Linked DNA regions of Homo sapiens: all the other regions are linked to region 3. Evidence: chromatin loops called from intact Hi-C (ENCODE). Cell type or tissue: PC-9. All regions are shown on one strand.

What was found. Peaks named below come from ENCODE experiments on the same cell type or tissue, not always from the same donor. Only the 100,000 strongest peaks of a DNase experiment are listed, where the experiment ranks them.
Region 1: it touches region 3 in a loop (9-fold over the local background); 5 of 110 quality-filtered maps call a loop at or near these places.
Region 2: it touches region 3 in a loop (6-fold over the local background); 4 of 110 quality-filtered maps call a loop at or near these places.

What each region holds. Positions count from the first base shown.
Region 1 is chr15:58,544,188-58,552,187 of GRCh38, reverse strand. It overlaps LIPC (lipase C, hepatic type), which reads right to left. Exons shown (of 9, transcript NM_000236.3): 5 at 6,213-6,446; 6 at 3,616-3,858. Among named protein-coding and RNA genes, the nearest start is that of LIPC-AS1, 49 kb to the right of the region's middle. RefSeq lists an enhancer at 3,040-3,678. In PC-9, no CTCF peak of the experiment used is centred here; DNase peaks (open chromatin) are centred at 287, 4,677 and 5,327; H3K4me3 peaks cover 1,254 bases; H3K27ac peaks cover 4,500 bases.
Region 2 is chr15:58,517,984-58,525,983 of GRCh38, reverse strand. The region is part of intron 1 of LIPC (lipase C, hepatic type); the gene reads right to left. Among named protein-coding and RNA genes, the nearest start is that of LIPC-AS1, 23 kb to the right of the region's middle. RefSeq lists an enhancer at 3,500-4,699. In PC-9, no CTCF peak of the experiment used is centred here; DNase peaks (open chromatin) are centred at 1,523 and 4,223; H3K4me3 peaks cover 719 bases; H3K27ac peaks cover 4,758 bases.
Region 3 is chr15:58,224,899-58,232,898 of GRCh38, reverse strand. LOC124903499 (a long non-coding RNA gene) reads right to left here and starts at 7,037. Exons shown (of 3, transcript XR_007064653.1): 1 at 6,948-7,037. In PC-9, CTCF peaks have their summits at 4,773 and 4,972 (motif pointing left); a DNase peak (open chromatin) is centred at 4,988; H3K27ac peaks cover 1,319 bases.

The DNA.
Region 1 (8,000 bases), 320 kb before region 3:
CGAGGGCCCCTTCCCTCCTCTCCACCCGGTTACCTCATCTGACTGCTCTGAGGATGAAATGAGAGGAGGCACTGGCGAAACAGGATTTACTCCGTACAGATCCGTTTCCCTCCCCCTCCCTTAAAAACAGGCTCCCAAACTGGTAAAGGTTCCTTGTGAGAGAGTGAGAATGGAAGTGGGCGATAAATTGCCTCGTTTCACTCGGCGACTGTTTCCCAATTCTCTCTTGCTACTGCTGTACTCTCGCAGTGTTTACCCGAGTTCTGGTGTACAGTTGTAGAAAATAGATCCTTTGATGGTTTTGTCGAAATATCTTGGGAGCCAGAGGAATTCAGGCCAAGTTAGTCATCCTTTGTGAAACTACAATCAGGAGGCGATGTTTATCTTGCCCAACCAGACCCTGCACTAAAATACATTGTACAATTAGATGTTTTTGAAAAATGGGGATTGTGGTTTCTCTGTAGGCCGGGGTTGGGCAAGTCTGCTCTTTTAAGAGTGTAATATGTATTCATCAAAATGCTGGAGGTGGCTGGTGGAATAGGCTTTGGGGGCCCAAGTCAGTTATGATCACGGTTGTGATGGGCAGGGAGTGGTGTAGCTGTGGTGGCCTAGATTAAAATCTTCATCCCAGCATCACCAGTAGAACTCTCCGCGGCGATGGAAATGTTTTATTTCTGTGTTCTCTGATGCAGCAGCCACGTATTTGAGCACTTGAAAGGTGGCTTGTGTAACTGACAAACTGAATTTTTGGTTCCATTTAATTTAAAGTAACTTAGATTTGGATTTAAATAGCCACATATGGTTTGTGGCTACCACATTGGATAACATAACATTATATAGATAGCAGTATCCCATGAGCAGCTGCTTCAAACAGGCGAGTCTCGCATGAGTGCACTTTCCAGCCATGCCCAGGGTGGCTTGATGTGACCACAGAGACGTTACTTTCCACTAGCAAGTGAAACTGGGTTGAGCGGGTGAGGACTTTGCTCACTGGAGGGGCTGCAGGAGAACTGGGGAGAATTTGTGGGGGAGCAGAAAAGGAGAGGGTATGGGCTGGGCACAGTAGCTCACACCTGTAATTCCAGCACTTTGGGAGGCAGAGGCGGGTGGATCACTTGAGGTCAGGAGTTCGAGACCAGCCTGGCCAACGTGGCGAAACCCCGTCTCTACTAAAAATACAAAAATTAGCTGGGCGTGGTGGTGCACGCTGGTAATCCCAGCTACTTAGGAGGCTGAGGCAGGAGAATCACTTGAACCCTGCAGGTGGAGGTTGCAGTGAGCCAAGATCACGCCACTGCACTCCAGCCTGGGCGACAGAGTGAGACTTGGTCTCAAAAAAAAAAAAAAAAAAAAAAAAAAAAAGTAAGAAAGAAAAGGAGAGGGTGTGGTACAAGCCACAGCTCGGCACTGGAACCTCCCTCCAGCCTGGGGCTTTCGGTTCCTGACCAGTTTCAGTCAGTCCTGCCCTTAACCTCCTCCTCACTAGATGTCCCAGGAGCAAGATAAGTAGTCGGTAATAAAGAGACACAAATGTGGTCTCCAAGGAACTCATCGTGGGTTAGTCTCCACCGAGCCCCCTGAGGGTAGGACTGTGTTTGAAGAATATACGGATGGATGAGTACGTTGGTTTTGGTAGCTGGTGGGTGAGATAATGATGCCCTAATGCAATTCTTTGGTCTTCCTTAATAACAAAGGGATCCTTGTGAGTTCACATCAGCAGTGTATGGTGGTCGGGCAGTGGGGCCGTTGGCAAATGGGAGAAGCTCAGCCTGGTTCATGCCTACTGCTCTTGTTTCCCCTTCTTCCTTCTCTTGATGCTTCCCTTCCCAATCTCCAAGTCCCCAGTAGATGTCCTAGGGCTGGGCCAAATCAGATGAAGTGCCCAGTTTAGCCCTGGAAGATGAAAAATGACCTCTTTTCTTCCCAGGTGATTTCAAGGAGAAAGCAATTCCCCCACCCTTCTCTTCCATACCCCTCTTATCCCCATAAACAGACCAGCGGCAGGTTTAGGAGTTTTTAAAAATCACTCTGCTCACTCTTTGGAGGCCCCAGGTCTAAATGCCAGGTCTGCCAAGAGCTTTTTGTCTCTGGACAAATAATTTTCCCTGCCTAGGCCTTGGTTTCCCCATCTGAAAAACGGCAGGGTTGAACTGCTCCTCATGATGCGAACATTCCATGATTAAAATAGATCCAGTGAAATGTGATTATCTAAGAGGCTTAATCACTCCAGGCGGCATTGCCATTTAAAAGAGGAGCTGGTTCACCCAAATGAGTCTTTAATTGGCAGCCTGCAGCGGAGGAGCTCCCCGAAGCAGGAGGACTTCCAAATTCCCTCACCTGCGTGCTGCCATCTCCTCCAGCCCTAAGGGACAGCCAGTGGAGGGACCCTTTGGCCCGAAAGATCCTGCCCTCACACCAACTACTCTTCAGATGCTGTGCGCACCCACAAGAAATTTCTGTCATTCCTAGACCTGCTTGACTCAAGGGAGGGAAACCTGACTGGAGAGCAAAAGTTCCGATACACAGAGAAATCCTGTGCCTCAAAAATAAGCTGCCTGGGAGTTTGAACTCACGACTGAGAGTCAGGTGGCCCTGTTCCAGGTCTCCTTACAGCTGCACAGCTGTGGGCACCCCACGCGAGTTTTGCTTTGCTCCTCTTTAGAATGGGATAATAACCAGCCCTGCCATCCTCGCCTGGCTGTTGGGAGAACCACAAGGAGCTGATGGCTGCATCGAATGTTTTGTGTAAAATGCTCCCTAAAAGCAAAGTGGTGGTGACGGCCTGTTTACATTCTCCAGATACAAATATCTGCCTGGTAATAGTCAAACAGCACATCAGATTTCTTCTCCCAGCACTGGAGAGGCTGTGCGATGAAACAGTGAGATGCTAAAGCACTCCCGAGCTGTTTTAGGGATTAGGCAGAAATGTTAATGGCAACAGATGTCGGCTTGTTCCCTCCAGGAGGATTTAGGTTTCAGTGGAGTATTTCTCTGCTGGCCTCAGCCTAAGACGTGGTCACAGCCCTTTCTACAATCTTCCATTCAATCCAGAGAGCTGCTGGGCCCACTTTCTGCCCTGTGGTTAAAAATCTGGCTGGGAAACACTGGAAGCTGAATCTTGTCTTGGGAGTGCCTCAGGGTGAATATCATGTCCTATCAGATCAGCTGATTCAAATCTTAGAAGAAATGAAATGCAGTCTAGAATCCAGTTTTTTCATGGGGGCCGTGAACAGAGATGAAAGAACTGGGTTCTAGGATGTGTTTGGAGATGCCTGACGTCCCTGTACAGTGAGATCCGGGTGGCCCAGGTAAACTGCGTGTGGCCTTGCAGATCTAACATTCTAGGGGAGCATGAAAATGGACAGAGAGGCCAACCCAAGGATCGTTTCAGAAATGGTCGAGGTTTCTCCTCCTAGCCCTTGGCGGCAAGGTGGCCACACTCTTGGGACAGGAGAAAGGCTGTGTCAACGTTGCTGTCTGGAGCCTGCACAGTTTCAGAAACACCGCAACAGCAGAGCTGAAGCACCTCCAGGAAAGAAGCCAAGGGGACTTCTGAGCCCTTTGGACAGGGGACTGCATCCTGCCCTTCTGAAGGCTCCCCAGCTCCACACTCACCTTTGAAGGGGGACTGGGCTCGCGTTACGAGGAAGAGCCTCTTGCTCTTGCTCCGCGGCTCCTGGCGGACGTGGTAGCCCAGCGTGTTGCAGCGGCCCTTCTTGCAGCTCAGGCACAGGCCCTGGCTGAAGCTGTTCATGTCACCACACGGGTAGGCCATGCTCTGCGTGCCGGCGTGCAGCAAGGAGTCGATGAAAAGGTGCACCGATCGCTCGTGGGAGCATTTTATGGTCTGGGTGATGGCTGGAACACAGGGCAAGAAGGACGTTATCACCCCTTAACCCAAAGCAGCCTCAACTCAGAGGATCACCTTGGTTCTCATCCCACAGGAGGTTAGCAGTAGCACACAGAACAGGCAAGGGTGGGCTTGTCAAGGCAGACCCCTTGACAAGAGCAGGATGTGACAACTGACTGAAACTAAGGGAAGTAGACCCTCTGAGTCATGTAGTGTCAGGCAAAATCCCGGGCACTGCCGGGATCCTGAGAGCACTCCTTTATGACAGCGTGTTACAGTAGGCATTTTAATAGGCACCCAAGTCACTAAGGAAAGATCAAATTCATTAAGAGAGCAGGTTAGTGTAATTTATTATAGAAATATTTCTATCTCAAATGAGATAATTTAAAATGCCCAGGTGCTGATGCCTGGAGGGTGGGTTTTCTGGAACAGGCTTGCGTGGGACTCCTCTTCTCTTAATATAACTAGATACACGAGACAATCCCGTGGCACTCTGATGGTCTGGAGAACGCTGAGGCCTCTCGACAATGTCTACCTTGTGTCCCAAAGCAGCCATTGCATCCCTTAGGTAACAGGCCTGTGAAACCAGCACAAGAATTGGATTTGGAAGGACATTGCCCAGTAACCAGATCTGGACAGGCCTCACCCCCAAAACAAGCTTATGAGGTTGATCTACTAAGGATTTGACCTTTTTTTTTTTTTTTTAACTCTCCAAATTTTAACCTAATCTGTGGTAAATAATTCTCAAGGGATGTTGAGGAACCACCACAAGATATGTGAAACACTTGCTGTAAAGGGACAGCACAGGTGACTTTGCCAAAAGCTATTTCCCCAGTTGTCTGGAGGCTAAATGCCAAGATTAGTCACTGCAGTCCTTGGACGCTAGCGGCTGCATTCCTTGGGCACCTACTAGGAGGCTGTGTATGCTGCGTGCCCTCCGCTCCTCCACTGCCTGCATCTTCACTGCAGCTCCTTGAGGCCGCTGTTTTCGACGAGAAAACTGAGCTTCCAAGACATCCACTAACTCACCCAAGCTCATCCACCCAGGAGGTAGTGAAGGTGAATCTGCAGTTATCCAGTGAGCCCCTGTGCAGCTGTGGCTGGGAGAACTACCCCAGGAACCCTTTCAAACACAGGGGTGAAGACGACTGAGAAAAACCAGCCCAAGCTTGGGCAAGCTGAATACCTACATTTGGTTCCGTCACTTTGAAGTTTAGCACAAAAGAGCAAATGGTAATGATTGGTCAGAAATGTGTTTACCAGGAAAATAAAGCCCATACACCATCCTGATGGTCTGTACTGAGCTTTGTTGGGTGGGGTGAAGTTTGGGATGAGGGCTGGATGGTCAGCTGGGAACTGCTGGTGGCTGGAGGGGAGGTGTTGGAGTGGGGGAGGTGGGAGGGATGTAAGCAATGATAAGGGCAAGTTCCCAGAAGGCTCTCTCAGGCCTGGGCGGTGGAAGGCTGGGAGTCCAGCCAAAATGAGATGATGCGGAGTGTGAAGGTCACTCTGATATTGGAGAGGCGAGGATGGTGTCATCACAAGAGAGTGTGTTCTCAGCTGAGTGTTGGATGATCAGGGTGAGGTGGCTTGTAGGGGTGGAGGGCTCTACTTGGCTTGGAGTGATTGGCATGTCTTAATCAGGGTGATATTTTATAATAGCAAGAAATTTGGAATGCCCGTGGAATGTGCTGCTTCTGCTGACATTTTTGTTCTTTAATCCTGTGCATATTATCAATGTGCATGTTAATATTTCGGTTTTAGGACTTGAGAGAGAAGTGGGATCACAACCCAGATAACAGCACATTCCGTGTCTGCCCTGAGGTAAAGGGCATAACAAGGACATATTTGAAGCTGAATTTCCCATTGGGACAGTCTGAGTAATTTCCTCAATTAAACTGATGGGGTGGGATGAAGAGTGAGACCTTCATCGAGAAGCCACAACCTATTAAGTGGATCCTCATGTGGTTCAGAATAGAGGCGGTCCCTGGAACGAGGAAACTTCCAGAGAAGGAAGAATAACCACAGGCATCCGGACTCAACTCTCAGAAGAGCTGGTACCCCGGGAGAGGGTTTGCCTGGGCACATGGGGCTGGAGTGAGAAGTGGAGGTTCCTGTTGGTGCCCTCTGTTCATCCTCAGGGCGTGGCGTTGGCCTGTTGCCAGGAGTGGCCTGCTGGGGGACAGGCACCCTTGCCCACTCCAGCATTCCTTCTCTCTGGGTGGGCTTGGTGACCATACACCCTGGGCCCCTATCCTTGCTGAACTCTTCCCTGAGTCCCGTATGTTGGTAGATTCCGCTGAATTCCAGAGGCCCCATTGAAATGTAGGCCGGTGCTCCCGGCCCATGACTTCATTCTCACCATTGAAGCCGTGCTGGGCAATATGTCTGTAGAGCTCTAGGAAGTGGCAGCCAGGCTGGAAGGAGCCCCCGTTGGGATAGAAGTCATAGTGTCCTATGGGCTGTTTGATGCCCACGCTCAGGCCCATGTGCTCCCGGGTAAAGGTATGAATGGCATCCACAAAATTGGCATCATCTGGAGAAAGACGATTGCTGGGGGCACTTCCCTCAAACAAAGGTCCCGCGGCATCCAGCCCTAATGGGAAAGCAGGGGTAAGGGTTACGCAGGAGCAAGGAGAGGGGAAGAGAGATGTGCTTTTTAGCTTTTGGATATTATTATACATCAGTGAACTAGCAGGAAGAAGAAACACGTAGGGCTGATCCTTCCCTAGAAAACCTCGCCGTAACCTTTTCTCAGTAAAACCACAGTAGTTCATGGTGCTAACAATGACACACAGGCTGGGCATTAGCTAGCGGGGAAAGAGGTTTGCGGAAACTCTCCAGTGGTAGACACAAGGTTATGATGCCTGAGGCCAGGAGGCCTGGGCAGCATAGTGAAACCCCATCTCTAAAATAAAAAAGAATACAAAAGTTATGTGGATGTGGTGGCCTGTGCCTGTAGTTTCAGCCACTCAGGAGGCTGTGGCAGGAGGGTTGCTTGAGCCCAGGAGTTTGAGGTAGCAGCGAATCATGACTGCACCACTGTGACCCAGTCTAGGCAACAGAGGGAGATCCTGTCTCAAAAAGAAAAAAAAAAAGGAATAAGGTTATGAGGGAATGCTTGATTTACTTGAGCAAATCAGTTTTGAGTACCTCTCAAGCTACTTTCAAGACCATCTGTTTGCATACAAAAAAAGCCAATATGCTCATTATAAGTAGTTCCAACCTACCTATCAAAGAATGAAATTTATTTGCCTGTATGTTGTCAATAATTTCCCTAAACAAGCTGATTTTTCTCCTAAGATGTCATTTCATTAGAACGTCCAGAACAGCCGCGGGACATTTCACTGTATGTGAAAATGTTGTGTGCAAGTAGGGGAGCTCAAAGCTCTGGGCCTCAAGTGACAGATGTCTGTGCATGAAGTAAGGTGGCACCTCCTGGCTGACTGTGGTTGGGGAGTATTTATGCGCTCCAAGTTTTTTTTCCCTGTCTTTCTTCCTCTGCCTTCTCTGGAGGACCCTCTGGTGTCCCACCCCAGCCCTGGTTTCCTTCCCTACTTGGGGGGCGAAGGAATTGAGAGTGAGCCGTGAGATCACCCGTTCTCCAGCCCTACCCACAGTGACAAATGAAAAATGTCCTTGGCCGGGTGCGGTGGCTCACGCCTGGTAATCCCAGCACTTTGGGAGGCTGAGTCTGGCAGATCACCTGAGGTCAGGAGTTCGAGACCAACCTGGGCAACATGACAAAACCCCGTTTCTACTAAAAATACAAAAATTAGCCGGGCGTGGTGGTGGACACCTGTAGTCCCAGCTACTTGGGAAGCTGAGGCAGGAGAATCACTTGAACCAGGGAGGTGGAGGCTGCAGTGAGCCAAGATCATGCCACTGCCCTGTAGCCTGGGCAACAGAATGAGACTCTGTCTCAAAAAAAAAAAAAAAAAAGAAAGAGAAAAAGAAAAATGTCCTGATATGATTTCTGTTCCTTTCTTTATCAGGCTGATGACAAGACGGCAAGAGGGTGTTGAGCTTTCCTGCTGTCTCTGAGGTGGGTGGGCCCAGCTGATACGCCTAATGTGACCCACAGCACCAGTTGGATGGAGAGGGTTCTGGGCCTTGGGCCTGAGGCTGCCTCGCTGGGTGTGGACTCTGA
Region 2 (8,000 bases), 290 kb before region 3:
TGGGGTTGTAAGTGAATGAGATAAACGTGTAAAGTACCTCCCACAATGCCTGGTATATAGCAGGTTCTCAATGAATAAAGGTGGCCCTGGTGGCATTGGTGGTAGTAGAAGTAGGCATTGATATTGCTATTGTAACATCTTCCTCCTTGAAGGGTTCTTCTGCACCTGATCAGTAACAGATCATGAGGAGACAGAATATCAGACAGGATAACTCTTTATGTTGAGGTTATCTGGGATCACCCTCATTTAAACAGATTGGATGGACCAGAAGATCAGTGCTGAGAATCTTCAGGGCAAAGTCCAAACCTCCAGGAAGACATAGGTCTCCTATTTGGCCTTTCCCCAGAACACCGGCCTCAAAGGGGTACATAGACATGGCCTACTGGGACTCTCCCAGAAGGCCTTGCACCCCTGCCTCTGCCTTGTTTGGGGAGTGGGCTGTGCTTGCCTCTTTCCCTGGTTGGATGCCTGCAGGCATATATTGGCCTCCTTGTAGGAGAGAAGAGAATAAAACATGACAGTGAGCAAGGAGAGCCCCAGTGACAGAGCTCAGCTTGCCAGTAAATGGCCAGGGGAGCTCTGAACTAAAAAGGACTATGGGGGAAGATTTGTCCTATTTCATACTAACACGTACCGTAAAGATTCAGTAATTCAAGCTGTGTATACAGGAGCTTGGATAAAGAAGCAGAATAGAAACCCAGAACACTCAAATGCATATGTTTGCATTCAGTATTTGATAGAAGTGACTTCTCAAATTGGCCAGGTTGTTCTGGGCAGTGGAAATCTAATTTCTCAAAGTGCTGGGGTAAAGATGGACTTTAAAAAATAGTATTGGGAGATCTGGAAAAAGATGAAAAGTTATAAGTTTGGTCCATACCTCTCATCATACATCAGGAAAAACTCCAAATGGATCCAATTTTTAAATGAAATAACAGGAATCATAAAATGACCAGAAAAAAAATATGGGCTAATTCCTTGATAACCTTTTGAATAAGAATCTCCCTCTGTGATTCAAAATTCAGAAGCTGTAAAAGATTGTTAAATTAGACTACATTAAAGCAAACAAAAAACTTCTGTATGACCAACTAAATTAAAAAAAGACCATAAGCAGAGGCAAAAAATGAACAATAAAGTGAGAAAAAATAATTGCAACTCATAACACAAAGGGCGAATATCCCCGATATCTATAGAATGCCTAGAAATCAAGGAGACCAAGGACAGCAACCCACAGAACAAAAAATGGGCCAACCAAGGACATGAGGAGCCGTTTCACAGAAAAAGGAATATGAATGGCCCTTTGACATATGAAAAGATCCTCAACCTCACTCCTAAGATGAAAAATACAAAGTAAATATATACTGAGACACAAGTCTCAACCATCAGATTGGTAAACATTAAAAAGTGTGACCACACACCTTGATGGAGACACTGGCAGGAATGCAAAATGGTGCAACTCCAATGGAGAGGGATTTGGCAACAGCTATGAAAGTTACAAATGCATTTTCTCTTTACTCAGCATTTCCTGCATGGGACTCTACCCTGTGGCTATATCTGCACACTTACGAAATGAAATTAATGCAAGGTCATTCATTGCAGGATTGTCTGTAATTGTAAAATACTGGAAACATCCCAAGTGTCCATCTAGTGTCTAGATAACTGAACGGGGACATATCCCTCAATGGAATACTTTGCAGCTTGACTAAAGAAACACTCTGTACTGATTTGAAAAGATTTCTAGAATGTACTGCTGAGTTGCCAAAGTAAGGTGCAGAACAGTATCTAAAGTGTGATACTTTTGTGGAAGGGTGGGGGCATAAGTAAATAACTCCATGTTGGCTTTCAGCTGCGTAAGGTTATGTTGGAACGATACAGATGAGATGAATATAAGTGGTTACCCATGGTGGGAAAGGGGGAGGAGGGAATGGATATGGACATCGTGGGATGGGGGTGAGATTTTGCAAATCTATTCTATTTTACATTCTTTTAATTTCTGAGCCATGTTAGTATTTACTTCCTTAAAAGAATTTCTTTTCTTTTATTTCTTTGTATTTTTAGAGACAAGTTCTGGCTCTGTTGCCTGGGCTGGAGTGTAGTGATCGTAGCTCACTGCAGCCTTGACCTCTTGGGCTCAAGCGATCCTCCCTCCTCAGCTTCTCAAGTAGCTGGGATCGCAGGCACATGCCACCAGCCCTGCTCCACTAGCTAATTTATTTATTTATTTATTTATCATAGACACAGGGCCTCACTGTGTTGCTCAGGCTGGTCTCAAACTCCTGGCCTCAAGTGATCCTCCTGCCTCGGGCTCCCAAAGTGTTGGGATTATAGGCGTGAGCCTCTGTGCCTGGCCTGAAAAATAATTTTAAATAAAAAAAAAATCCCAGCTTGTTTCCTGCTTGCACTTTCCATGATAACTATTTCTCTGGATGCTGTTCACCTACCCCTGCAGCCCCTTCATGCCCCAGAGAACTCTGGGAGTAGCTCTCTTGCTGTCTGACTGTGGAGTCAAAGGGTCCACTCACCTCGTCTGTCTTCTTGGCTTACGTGTCTGTCTAGCTAGATGCTGACCTTCTTGCCTTCAGTTGCACCTTCACCGACTTGGGTCCTAGTGGCCCTTGATTTCAGCTATTTAATAGGTCAGGGGGTCAGTTTCCTTCTGAGAGTAAAGGTGACCTGAGAGAGGAAAGGTGGCCCCCACAGAGAACTCCCCACATCAGCTGCTTCATCTCTGGCAGAACTGACTCGGCAGATGGCAAAGTGCTTGGAGCCACCGGAAGCCAAGGTGCAGAGAATTCTGTGGAAGGAAGCTGGCTTGCAGCTCAGAAGCTGGGCAGCGAGGGCTGCTGGAACATAGAGGTGCCCGCTCATTTGGCAGGGGTGCCCAGAGCGAGAGGAAGTGGGGCTCCTCAGTTAGGAAGCTTTGTCAGACATCCCCCTACTGCCCCAGGGCTTCACAGAGGCCCTGGAGAGACTGATGCTTCCCCAGCAGCCGGTCCATCTGGGCTGGTGCTCACGCAGCTCTGGGAGCTAGGATATTTTAGATGTGTCAAAAGTGACGAATGTTGGAAAGTGCCACGGGCATCTCTGGGAGCTCACAGTTCACACTGGCAGCTAAGATGTGCCGAGCTTTTTGGAAGAAACTGAACTCTGGAGGAAACTGAGAAGTCTTTTGCTGTCCCAGATGTGGGTGGCAATGGGATGGGCTCTGCAAGGGGACAGAGCCCCGACATCAATAAAGATGGGGCTGGGCCATAGCAATGCCTGAGGTCTTGGCAGAAAGAAGTGGCATTCTGAGAGGGCAGCAGGGGCAGGAAGGAGCAGGAACGTGTGGATTTAGAAGCAGGCACGCAGGGGCCTGAGGTTGGAGTCAGCAGAGCTTGCAGCTGGCAGCACCGGGGGCTGTGGAGTCGGGCCTGTTCAGTTCCGCTTGCCAGGATGGAACAGGGGCAGCAGCCAGAGCCAGCCTGAGGCTGGAGGTGAGCCCGGGGCCTTCGCCCACAGTGAGGCTGGAACAAGGCTCCAGTGTGTCTGGATTTGAAAACACCCCAGGGAATGTGTTACTAGAATTCAACATCTACCCCGAATATAATGCATCCTAAGACGAGGGTGCCTTGGTGTTCTGTTTGCAGCATGGCCTTGGTTTGCGTGTAGTGTCACTGGTTCTCTGCCTCTGCAGGGAGATGGCTTGTCCCATGCTACCCAGCCAGGGAGGTGGCTCGTCCCAAGCTGGGGGTGGAGGAAGCTGAGGCAGTGGCTGGGAGAGAAGGTGTAGGATCAGGCTTAGGCGAGTCACAGAGAAGGAGGAGAGTCAAAGAGAAGGGATCCTCACTATGGACCAGTGGGGTTCTGGGGTGGTGGGGGTACAGGACCAAGTTGGGCCAGCCCAGCCTGTCTTCTGCTGAATGATGAATGGGGCTGGGGTGTCAGGGATGGATGGAGAAGCTAGCACCAACTCTACCTGCCCCAGGTGCTTTCTGATGAAGACGCAAACTCTCTTCTGGTTATTGTTCTTCACAACCTCCCGTCTCCCTGCAAACTCACACAACCAGGAAGGAAAGAGAGAGAGAGAGAGAGAGAGAGATGACAGAGCGTTCCTAGTCATCTTTGTCATCCTCCCCATCATGATTATGATCATCGTCATCCATGCCTGGACTTCTTATATAACCTGCTTAACTTGTTGAGGGCTGAACTTGTCTTTCCACCTCCTACCTTCAACCAGCTTTTGCTAACTTCCTCATTCTGCTCACACATTCCTCTCTTCCAGGCACTGGCTCACCCCCCACTGAGTCATCTTCCACTCCCCCTTCCTCTTTCTTCCCCTCCTACTATCAGCAACTCACTGTAGCATGACCGCCTGCAACTGCTTCCTGGGAGGATCCGCTTCCAGTCCCCTCTGTTCACACGCTCTCCATCCTGCGACACGCGGCTCCAGCCATAGCTGCTCGCAGGTCCCGGATGCCTCTGTGCCTTTGCTTCTGCAATTCCTTCTGCTTGGAACCTCTCTCCTCTTCCTACACCTTAGCCCTCAACCTTGGAGGAATTAGAATGTATGGATAGTTCTCTTGACAGCTGGTCGGGGTGGGGCCCTTCTCTGTGCTCCCCAATCCCCTGTTCAGACCTTGAGGATGGGGCTGTTTATTTCCCATTTCATGACTAGGCTCTAAGCTGTACGTGTCTTATGCATCTGTGTGGTCCCAGCACAAGGCCTGCACAGAGGTGGGTTATCTGCTGAATTGATTTAACAGGATAATTCATTTTCTGCCCTTCCTAGGGAAAGATTTGTCACGGTGAGCCAATACCAGGGGGAAGGGGAGAACAGAGGCAGGGGCCTGCTCTGCTTTACTTCTCACACCCACAGTCCCCTTCCTATGGTCAGGAGCCACTGGCCAGCAACACAGCAACTCCTGCCTCTGTCCGCCCTCTAGGAATGAGCTGAAAGAAAGGCACCAACAGACAACAAGCAAGTTCCGGATATTCTTTGGAATCATGGGTGGTCCTTGTTTCGCCCTCATCTTAAAGCCCTCCAGACCCCAAACCAGTGTCCTTCTCCCTCCTCCCTTCCTTTTCTAGAATTCCTCATTTATTTTGAGCCTTATAACTCAGTCTTTAAAAATTGCCTTTGTGAAGGCTTTTCTGATCTCAAACTGTTTCCTGTGATATTAATAGGAGTTATGGGGAAAAAGGAGTTTTGTGGCCAAATAAATATGGGAAGTGTCGTATTAAGCGGCATTAATCAGGCTTCCTGCTGGCCCGAGAGAAGAAGCTACTGTGAATTTAATCTCTAGAAGGGGCAGATGGTATACAGCGGCTCTCAACCTCAATTACTTTGAAGCAAGCTGCCCCCGCCCTCCGTATTTCCTTTTTTGGCCAAGCGTTTCTGGGACTGATAGTCCATAGGATGCAACTGAGGAAATTCTGTCTGGGGCAGCTTTCCAGCGGGCTTGTATACTGTTGAGCTGTGCTCACACTCACCTCTGTGTGCTGGGGTTTCGAAGGCTAGTCCTCCCTGCTTTCATGGAGGCAAGGCTTTATGTGTAGGGGAGAGGGCTGAGCGCTTTAAGAGCAGGAAATGAGTTTCTAAATAGGCACATCGAATGGTTTAGACGTTGTGCTCTAGCATCCCAAGGCCAAGGATCTTGTGGAACTACTTTGGGGGCTGCTACAGGAGATGGCAGAGGACACAGAAGTTAAAAGGGTGGGTTCCTGACTGCCCGCCCACCTTGTTTCAACCCAAACAAAATTGCTTTTAGGTTTTAACATTTGCTGCTTGAGATTCTGTTTGTAGGAAGGTTTCCATGGCTGACACACATTCAAAGACCACAAATCTAGACCAATCACTTCAATTAACAGATTAAAAAAAAAACAAAAAAAAAACAGCCCAAAACCTGAGGTGCCGAAAAGCTAAAACAGATATCAATCAATCACATCACTAGATGCTGGATGTAGAGTCCAAGTTTCTGGACCTACCATCTAATGCTCTTTCTACGCACCCTTGCATTTGTTTATTTCCTTCTGACTCGGCCAGTTTCAAAAGAGAAGAATAAAAGATAGCAAGGAGCAAATAGCAGCGAAGATAACGGGATAAATCCACCAAGAAATAGCGGGGGAAAGGTAAAGAGAAATCCCACCTGCCCCCCATCTGATCTGTTTCACTGCAGTTCTTCTTATGCTCCACCTTAAAATGTAAAGAAACGGATGCTAAGAGCAAGGGCTGCTGATGCCAAGAATAACTCCGGAGGAGACACAATACACCACCCCAGTCTCCAGTGAAATGAACTGTTTAATCAAAACTGCGCTATTCTGTAAATATTCAGTCTATTGATGAAGAGCTCTGCAAACAGGGGCAGCTCCTAAGCAAGGCAGAGAGAACCTGGAAGGAACTGAAGAAGACAGAGAAAAATGGCAGATGTGCCTGTCTTGATGGTTGGGGTGGGAGGACTTACATATACACTCTGTGTTCAATGCATGGGAGGTGAGGCAGAGGGGGCAGCAGAGAAATTCAGAGTAACTCTCTTAATCCTTGGCTTTGCCTGACTGGCTAGAAGTGTAGTTCTTTTTTTTCTTTTTTTTTTTTTTGAGACAGAGTCTCTCTGTGTCACCCAGGCTGGAGTGCAGTGGCACAATCTCGGCTCACTGCAAGCTCCGCCTCCCGGGTTCACGCCATTCTCCTGCTTTGGCCTCCCGAGTAGCTGGGACTACAGGCACCTGCCACCACGCTCGGCTAATTTTTTTTTGTATTTTTAGTAGAGAAAGGGTTTCACCATATTAGCCAGGATGGTCTCGATCTCCTGACCTCGTGATCTGCCTGCCTCGGCCTCCTGAAGTTCTGGGATTACAGGCGTGAGCCACTGCGCTTGGCTGAAGTGTAGTTCTGTTAATTATAATGATGCAAATACTTATTGTGCACTTCCTGTATACCCTGTGTAGTTTATTAACTTTTCACAAAATGCTCTAAGGTAACCAGAGTCATCGTCAGGGATGAAACTTAGACAATTTGGTTCTAGAGTCAACATTCTTTTCTTTTCTTTTTCTTTCTTTTTTTTTTTAGGTGACGAATCGTAAGTGTATAGCTCTGTGAGTGTTGTGAGTGTCTATTATGTTTACAACCACCGTAACCACCACCACCATCAAGGCAGAGAACATTTCTATTCTCTGAAACGTGTCTCCAGGCAACACCACCAGCAGATGTAACTGTTCAGACTTCCATCACCGGAGATTAGTTTTGCCTGCTCTTGAACTTCGAGTTAGTAGATTCACACAATAGATGCTCTTTTGGGCCTGGCTCTTCTCACCCAACATTAAGTGAGATTCATCCACGTTGTGGTATGTGCAGAGCCTGCATCTTAACTGCTCTGTTCTGCCTCTCATCACATTAACTAATTCCGTGTTGCCTTCCAGAAATGTTTCCTTGGAAAGTGGATTGGGTTTTGCAGAGCTGACTGAGCCTGAAGGAGTGGAGCGAGAACACAGAAGGTTAAGTTCAGAGGGTGGCCCAGAAGAGAACTTTTTAGATAACTCCCTGGTGCTGCACAATTCTGTCTCTCACGGCCAAGTTTCGTGGTCCCAGACTCACTGGTATCAGCACAAGTTCCTCTTTTGATTTTGTTTCTCCTTTCACAGAACTAACTTAATCACCACTGCTTTCTCAAACACGTGGACAGCATTCTCAGGCATCATTTAGGGCAGTGGTTTTCAACTGAGGGGTAAGTTTGCTCTGCTGTTACCTTCCCCCACCTTGGGGCATTTGGAAACATGGCAACACCTGGAGATAGTTTTGGTTGTCAAAACAGGGGGCAAGGGGAGTTCTACTGGCATTAGTGGGTAGAGGCCAGGGATACTGCTCAACACCCTTCAATGCACAGGACAGCCTCTCACAACAAAGAATTATCCAGCCCCAAATGTTAAGTGTGCTGTGATCAAGAAGTCCTGGTCTAGGGTCAACACAGGAAGTTGGTGGCTGTTCCCTTTTCTGATATAGTAAGAGAGCAGACACAGCGGAATGA
Region 3 (8,000 bases):
GTCTGGGAAATCCCGAGGAACCTCATGACATTGCTATGAGGATTAAAACAAATAATATACATGCAGCATTTAGAGTAGTGCCTGGCACATAGTGGCAAATGCTGTATTGAGATAGTCATTGTCAGCATTCAGTTCTGCAGAATCAGCATAGCAGAGTGCCGTACCCAACCATGTGTCCCCCTGATTGGACTGGCTGCCATTCACTGATGGCCCCCCAGGAAAACCACTTGGCCCCAACCACACTCTTAAAGGCTGCAGAGGGGACTTTTGACCTTTGTTGAGTTCTGACTCTGTCATCACCAGTGTGGAGCACTGCTTTCTTGGCTGGCCAGGCCCACCATGGCAGCTGCTCCAATCCTTCGTGCCACTCACATGAAGGCATGATTCAACAGGACCTGTGTCATACCTCATGCAACTGTCATTCACTTCCTTCCCTAGGACTTCCCTGTTCCCACTAAGGCATGAGACTGTGGGTGCACCCAGCACCTGCACTTGCCTGATGGCTTTCTGAGCAGGGTCTGAGACACTGCAGGCAGCTGTGCAAGCTTGTGGGTGTGCCACTGGCCCATGCACACTTGCTGGCTGCCATTGCTGCTGCTGCTGCAGTGGGATCTGGCTTCCTTGATGGCTTCTGGAAGAGCCAGATGGAGCAGCCAAGAAGCATAGGGGAGGAAGGATAAAATCTTATGGGGCAAGTCCGACCATTGGAAATGGGAACCAGCAGATAAATTTTCCTATTTGCTCTCAGTTGGATCGTTAAGAGACTGAAAAGCAAACATCTTTACTCATTACAAATCCATGGCCAGCTTGGGAGCACCCTCTCTTATATTTGTTCCCCCTCCTTCCCTGCCTTGTTCCCTCCTTTCCATCATTCTTGCTTTTTGGGGATTGCGTTCCCCAGTGAAGAGTTAGCAAGAAAAATTTAGTCTTTGGGTTTGGTTTGTAGGAAATCCAGACTAAGACACAGTGAGTCCCAGAGCTTGAGCTCCTGAGCTGGACTCTGGTTTTGAATCCTGGTCCTGGCCCTGCTGGCTGGAAGGCACTGGACAAGTTACTCAACCTCATTATTGTCTTATGGCATTGCTTCCTTCACTGAGGGGCATGGAGACAAAATAATAAAGGTATTTCTGGTGATGAAATGTACTTCAGTTTCCTTATCTATAATAGGAGCTACCTCACAGGATTATCAGGAAGATTAAGTTAGTTAATACTTCTAAAACACACGGTGAACACTCAATAAACGTTAGCTATTATTATTCAGTTCTGTTAATTTTTCAATATCAATTTTTGATACTTTCATTCCCTCTGTTTTCTCAACTCCATTTTCTGAAATATCTATTATGTGAAAATTGGTCTTCCTGAATTCTCTATGTCTTTTATATTTTCTGTTAGATTTTCCATATCTTCGTGTTTTTGTTCCATTTTGCAAGAGATACTATCTTCTTTATATTCTAAGTCCTCTATTGAATTTTTATTTTGGTATCATGCTTAAAGCTGCCAAGATTACTTTGTTCTCTAATTGTTTCATTTTAATCATATTCTGTTCTTTTTTGGGGAGAAAGAATATCTAATATAGTCTCATATGTTTGGGGTTATTAAGTAGAAGTTTTAAAGTCCACCCTCTGTATCTGACACTTTCATCTATTCATTTACTTTTTTTTCTTCTTTTGGTCCTTTGGTTGGGGGGCTTCTAGAGGAGGGTGGGAAGTTCCCTCCAATGGCTGATGATCCTTGGTTGTTTGTTTATATTTAAGATTGTGGCAGAAATAAACTGATTGGAAGCTCTGTGAGTTATTTTTGTGTATTGGGGTGAGGGCGATATGTGGAAGCCCCTTCTCTGTGGGCATTTTCTTTCTCTGGGGAGGAACCTTCCTCTCCCCTGCCTGGGGCGGAGCTGGAGCCCTCAGTGTGTATTCAGGGCAGAGGAAGTTGCCTGTGTTCCATCCCATCGCTCCTACTCTTTCAGCTCATCCGATTTGCTTCTGTGCTCTGCTATAGCTGGAGTTCCAGCTCCTTCTCTGCAGCCATTCCCTTTCTCTGGGGAGGAACCTTCCTCTCCCCTGCCTGGGGCTGGGCTGGAGCCTTCAGTGTGTGTTCAGGGCAGAGGAAGTTGCCCGTGTTCAATCCCATCGCTCCTAATGTTTTCAGCCCACCTGACTTGCTTCTGTGCTCTGCTATACCTGGAGTTCCCAAGACTGAAGCCTCTCTACCTTCCAGTTTCTGCAGAGAACAACTCTCTAGTCTCCTCACCAAGGGACTCACAGTCGGCCACTGGTGAAGGGAGTGGGGGCTGCTGGTTTCTACTCTTTAGCACAAGGACCTCAAGATAAATGCCACTCTCCTTTCATCTGGGTGCCTGGCCCCTCTGAGCTCAAGTCCCTGCCAGCTCGGTAGGCTCTCCTTGGAGAGTGGTGGTCTCCTTTCCACCTATCTGCTCTCCCACTTCCAGAATTCCATCAGGGTCTGCTTTCTACATCCCCTCCTGTTCTCTTCATCCTTCTGGATTTATAACTCCACCTCTCTACCCTCTCCCAGCCCACCAGCCAGCCCACTTTGACTTCATTTGAGTGGGTCTTTAATCAGACGAATTTTGCCAGGAATGCCCAGTTAAGTTTGAAAGTCCAGCCTTCTACTATTTAAAAAAGAATGTTATATGCCCCAACAAGGCCAATAAAATAATTTTCAATACCTGGCCATTCACTCAAACAGGAACAAGGTGAGCTGAAAAACTTTGAAGCTATTTGGAGGGGTTCTTGGGAGCTTTTGCTACTGAGGCCAGCATTTCTTCTCCATGCCCCTACGCTCTCTGACTGTTTGAGCTTCTCCTCTATTCTTGGGCATTTCTGATGTTGCTCCAAGTGCCTGTTCCTTTGCCTTAATGGCAATGCTTCCCTTCCCCTCTCATTATCTTTTCCTTTTTGATCCCAGGTGTAGGGTTACAGATTTGGCAAATAGGATGCCCAGTTAAATTTGAATTTCAGATAAACAACACATAACATGTTTAGTATAAGTAGGTCCTATGCAATATTTGGGACCCACTTATATTAAAAATATATTTTGTTTGTTGTTTACCTGACATTTAAACTTAACTGGGTGTCCTCTAGTTTATCTGGCAGCTCTATCCAAGTGGGCTTCCTTTTATTCCCTGCAAAACAAGATAGGTCTGAGTCAGGAGAGCCAGTCTGTATCACAAAAGGGCCTTGTCCTCACTGGATTTCTGTTCTTAAAGGGACCCACAGCTATTTACATAACACATGGCAGCCTAACACCCATGCAATTGTAAATTACAGTCTGCTTATTCATTGTCGAGTTAGGAACTCAACCATATTTCTCAGCTGTCTTCAGTTCTCCTGCTTCAGATTCAATAAATAAATGTCTTGTTCTAGCATTGTTTGTGCCATTGTGTCGCCTTGTTCCTTGTCTGTTCCCATTGCAGTCTTCAGCACTCGGAACTCCCGTGCTCCCCCCGCCCCCAACTCCGCCCCCCACCCCCCTCCCTGGTAGGCACCACGTGAGATCTCCCTGCCATCCCAGTGGGACATTGCTCCCATGGTCAGCATCTCCGTTTCATTCTTTGCAGGATTTGGAGGTAATTCTAACTAGATCTCTGTTTTTGAGAATGTTACCACATCCTGTGGCTTTCCTCCTCAATAGGCGTCGGCAGGTACCAGGTGTAGTATACCTGCAGGATTTGTTAGGACTCTGCCCGAGAACATGAACTTGACAAAGAACTCTTGCCCTGAAGAAAAGCTAAATTATGGTTGTACCAATTACATGAAAGAATACAGGAAATGAATATAATGGATATAAAGTGCTCAGGAAAGCAATGCACAAAATAACATTAACATTTTCATCTGGTCCCTGTGGAGTCATTCTTTGTAAGGTCATTCCTTGAAGAGTTTTCTTTTCAAGTTGTAAGCCTGTACGTCTTATTTCACCATGAAGAACTCTGCCTGCTACATTCCTGAGGCAATCCAAGGGGTCAGCTATTAACAGAGCTGGGCTAAATATATCCCTTCCAGGAGCCTCCAGCCTCTGTTCCAGAGTCACATCCTGTGTCAGCTGGAGCAGATTCTCTCCTGCTTCCCTGCCACCAGCAGCCTCATCAGAGGCCTCAAGGTGTCCAAAGAGGTTGGCATGATAAACTGAGGGACTTCCTTGAGGACCTGTCTGTTTACCTGAAACAGCTGGTCTACCTGCTCCCCGCTGCAACTTCACCAGCCTCTATACATTTGTGTATCTACTACACATCATACCTGCCTCCACCTAAAATACAAAGCACAATCTTAACCTCACAGCAAAGACTCACACCGAAGGAGGGTTTTTATACATGAGATTCGAGGGGTTCATCAGATAGGGGAGTATTTGGCTTTTTTCTATTGGGAAGAGATGAAGGTCTTAGAGCAGCAAGTCTGAAATGAAAGCCTATATTTTTCTTTTGGTCTGCTTGGGAGTAGGGGTGCCCCTGGGTGTGGGACTTTCAGTGCTAACACTGGGGCAGTGTTGGGTAAACTGGGACAGTCGGTCTCCCTCCATAGCCTTCACCACCACTATCCTTCCAATTCCCTTCACCGCTATTTCTTATACTGGCTGAGAGAAGGAGAGACTAAGAGGTCAGAGCTTGAAATGGAGCTTTGGAAGTTTTCACCAAACCCATTCCAGATATCTTAGGGGTTTCACACTAAAACAACATTAGGAGGGATCAATAGTCACCTTCTTTGAAGGTGTTTGTGAGAAAAAGAACCTTAAGAGATTGAAGGGAAAGATGTATAACTATAGTTTTAGTTTGTAAAGTCCTTCTAAAGAGCTATTTTAAATGTTTGTATATCGCTAGCTTGAATTTTATTTTCCAGTAAATGTTTCTAATACATAAAAAATGGAAACGTTTGTGATTACAAGTCTGTAGGGTTTGAACCCAGAGCTACAGTCTGTAATTTTAACAAATCCTCCACCTATTGTTTTGGACTTCACAGTCCGTGGCACTCTGCCTCCACCTGGTGGCAGTGTACCTAAATTAAGTCGGGTTCCTCCCTCCCGTCTCCATATTTTTGTGTGTGGTAAGAGCCTCACTTTTGGGAATTGTATCTTACAAGCCAAATTATAAAGATATTAATTTGTCACATACTATCGTCCTTATTTAGAATTCAGCATCAATTTGGAGCAAAAACCATCTCTTTATATTTGCTTTATGCTTTATCTTGTGAAGTATTATGAACCTAATAAAATAATTGAATACTGCAGTCCCTTAGAGAATATGCAACTATTGTAAGCAGATACCATGAAGAACATGACGTGTGAAAATATCATGTGTATAGATTTTTTTAGGTTATAATAAATAAAACTTGTAAGAAATTTATTAATCAGACACAATTCATCATGTCCATTATCATACCGAGTTCCACAATTTTTAGGCCCAAGGATTAGGAGTTCACACTAGGGGATGTAAGTGGGGTTGCTTTTACATAGGTACATCTTTTTTTCTTATATATTCTTTATTTTCTTTTTATTTTGTTAATTCCGCAGCATGAGAATTCTGAAATAATTGCTAAAGTTCATGAGTTATTTTATCATCAACATACTCTGGGATCAGAAGACTCAAAGCCCACTTATTGCTGCTTCTTTGGGGAAAGTCATTTCACTTCCCTAGGGCTAGCTTTCCTGGTCTGTAAAATTGAGATCATAATTATATGTTACCAGGTGGGTATAAGAGTCAAACAAGATGCTGTGTGTACAAGTGCTCTGTTATCCAGATGTTAGTCTCAGGGGCATTGTTATCATGTGCAAATTGAAGGCAAAGATTCCAGTTCATACTTCCCAGCCCCTGGCTGCATTCCATTCTCCATTTAGATCCTAGGCCTGAGTTTCCTTGGAATATATCACGGAATTCTAATTCCCTCTGAGCCCACTGGTCTTCTCACTTGCCAGGACCCCTTGCAAGCCCCCAACCCTCACTCTCCACACGCCCAGCTTTTCCCTTCCCCAACAGTGGCTAAAGCAGCCTGCACCAGAGTAGAACAGGCACCTGGCCTAGACTGGGTGTGGGATTCTCTGGGGTGGGGATGGGATCCAGAGCCTGTCACCCAGGAGTGTTGTCACAGAGGGAACCGGTAGAATTAAGGGAAATGGGAGAAGCAAGGGTGTGGGGGGAGAAGAAGGGTGGCCCTCCCCTCTTCCCACCCTCTAACTACGTCCTCTGATAGGAGCAAAGTAATTTTACCTTCAGGTCTAGATTTAGCAAATATCTGGTTCTAGGGCAAGGAGAGTCTTGTCTTCCTTTATCCCTCCCCTCTCCTCCTACCTCTGCCCTATGTTCACACACACAAAGGTGAGGGGTTGCACATGGACCTTGTTATGAGCTATTCCATCTGCCTTGGTGATGTTCCCTCTAGGAGAGGCAAAGCCTTTTTCCCTCCACAGAGGGACCTTGGGGAGGGGTGGCTGAGTGTGGGGAAGGGTGAGCTGCAGCTGGCAGAGCATCCCCAGGGGGCTCTCAGAGCTGATTCCTGAGGAAGTATAGATCAGTCAGTGGAGAATGGAGCGGCCAAATGTGGGCCTTTCCAAGAGAGGCAGACACTGTGTGGTCCTGAGGCCGTGATCATTCCTTCTTCCGCTGGGTCAGGCCCTTCTCCAATCTTCTGCACAGAGGCAGACAGTCAGTTAATTTTCTTGCAGAGCTACTCTGGCTCCTGCAGGCTCATGTGGCATGCATTTCTGGAAAACCCAGTCTGATGCCACATTTCATCTGACCGACCTAACATTATTTTTGTCTTCATCTTAATTTCTTACTAAAATGGGGGGGAAACCTGTCTCCAGTCTTCTTTTGAAATGAAGTGGAGGTTTTTTAGCCCTTTGGCGGTGTTTTTGTAAGCATTCAAATTCAGTGCTGTTTTTAGGTTCTGATAGCCTCCCCAACTCTCTTCTGTATAAAGTAACAGTTTAGAATTTACCTCTTTGCTTCTAATGCCATTCTCACCCTTGGCGGTGCAGTTTCTGACAAGGCTGCATGCTGCTTGGAGGCTGCCTCCCAGGTAATGGAGGCTCCATGACTGCACTGGAGTTTGAGCAGCTTCTGAATTTCTTTCAGAAAAAGAAAAACAAATACATTTAAAAAGCATTTCCATTTGCAGGTTCTCCTCCTGTTGCCAAGGCCCAGGCTACTGTCTGGGCAAGAGCACACATAGGGTTTGAAACCTTCCAGAACAAAATGCCAGTCTACCTCCTCCTATCTGGAATCTAAGGCCTAACCCATCACTGCACCTGATGACAAGGACCTGCAGTGCTGCAGGTATGTGTTAGATTTGTTCAAACATTCTTGGAGGCTTAGCCGGTGCCAACACTTTACTTTGACACATCTGATGTTGGAAAGGGGAGGCCCATTGGCAGCATCTGCTAGAAGCACATCCAGATTCTTCAGGTCGTATCTGGGGTAGAAACTACAGCACAGGAGCCAAAGCACCCGGGCCCCATTTCCAGCGTGCATGGCAGAAACATTTCTGAGACAGAGTTTGCCTCCAGAAAATATTTCACACGAGGTTTATCCTTTCTGTGTTAGTGAAACCATAACTGGTAGTACTGTCTACTATCTCATGTAACACCTTTCATATGAAATTCAAATGGAAATTTTTTTTTGCATGAGATTATTGCCAGAAAACATTTTGTCCCTATAGATAAAATTTTGGTGTGAAAAATAAAATTAAAATTATAGACCGGGTGCGGTGGCTTTTGCCTGTAATCCCAGCACTTTGGGAGGCTGAGGCGGGCAGATCACGAGGTCAGGAGTTTGAGACCAGCCTGGCCAACACAATGAAACCCCATCTCTACTAAAAATACAAAAAATTATTTGGGCATGGTGGCGTGCGCCTATAATCCCAGCTACTTGGGAGGCTGAGGCAGGAGAATTGCTTGAACCCGGGAGGCTGAGGTTGCAGTGAGCCGAGATAGCACCACTGCACTCCAGCCCAGGTGACAGTGCGAGACTCCATCTCAAAAAAAGAAAGAAA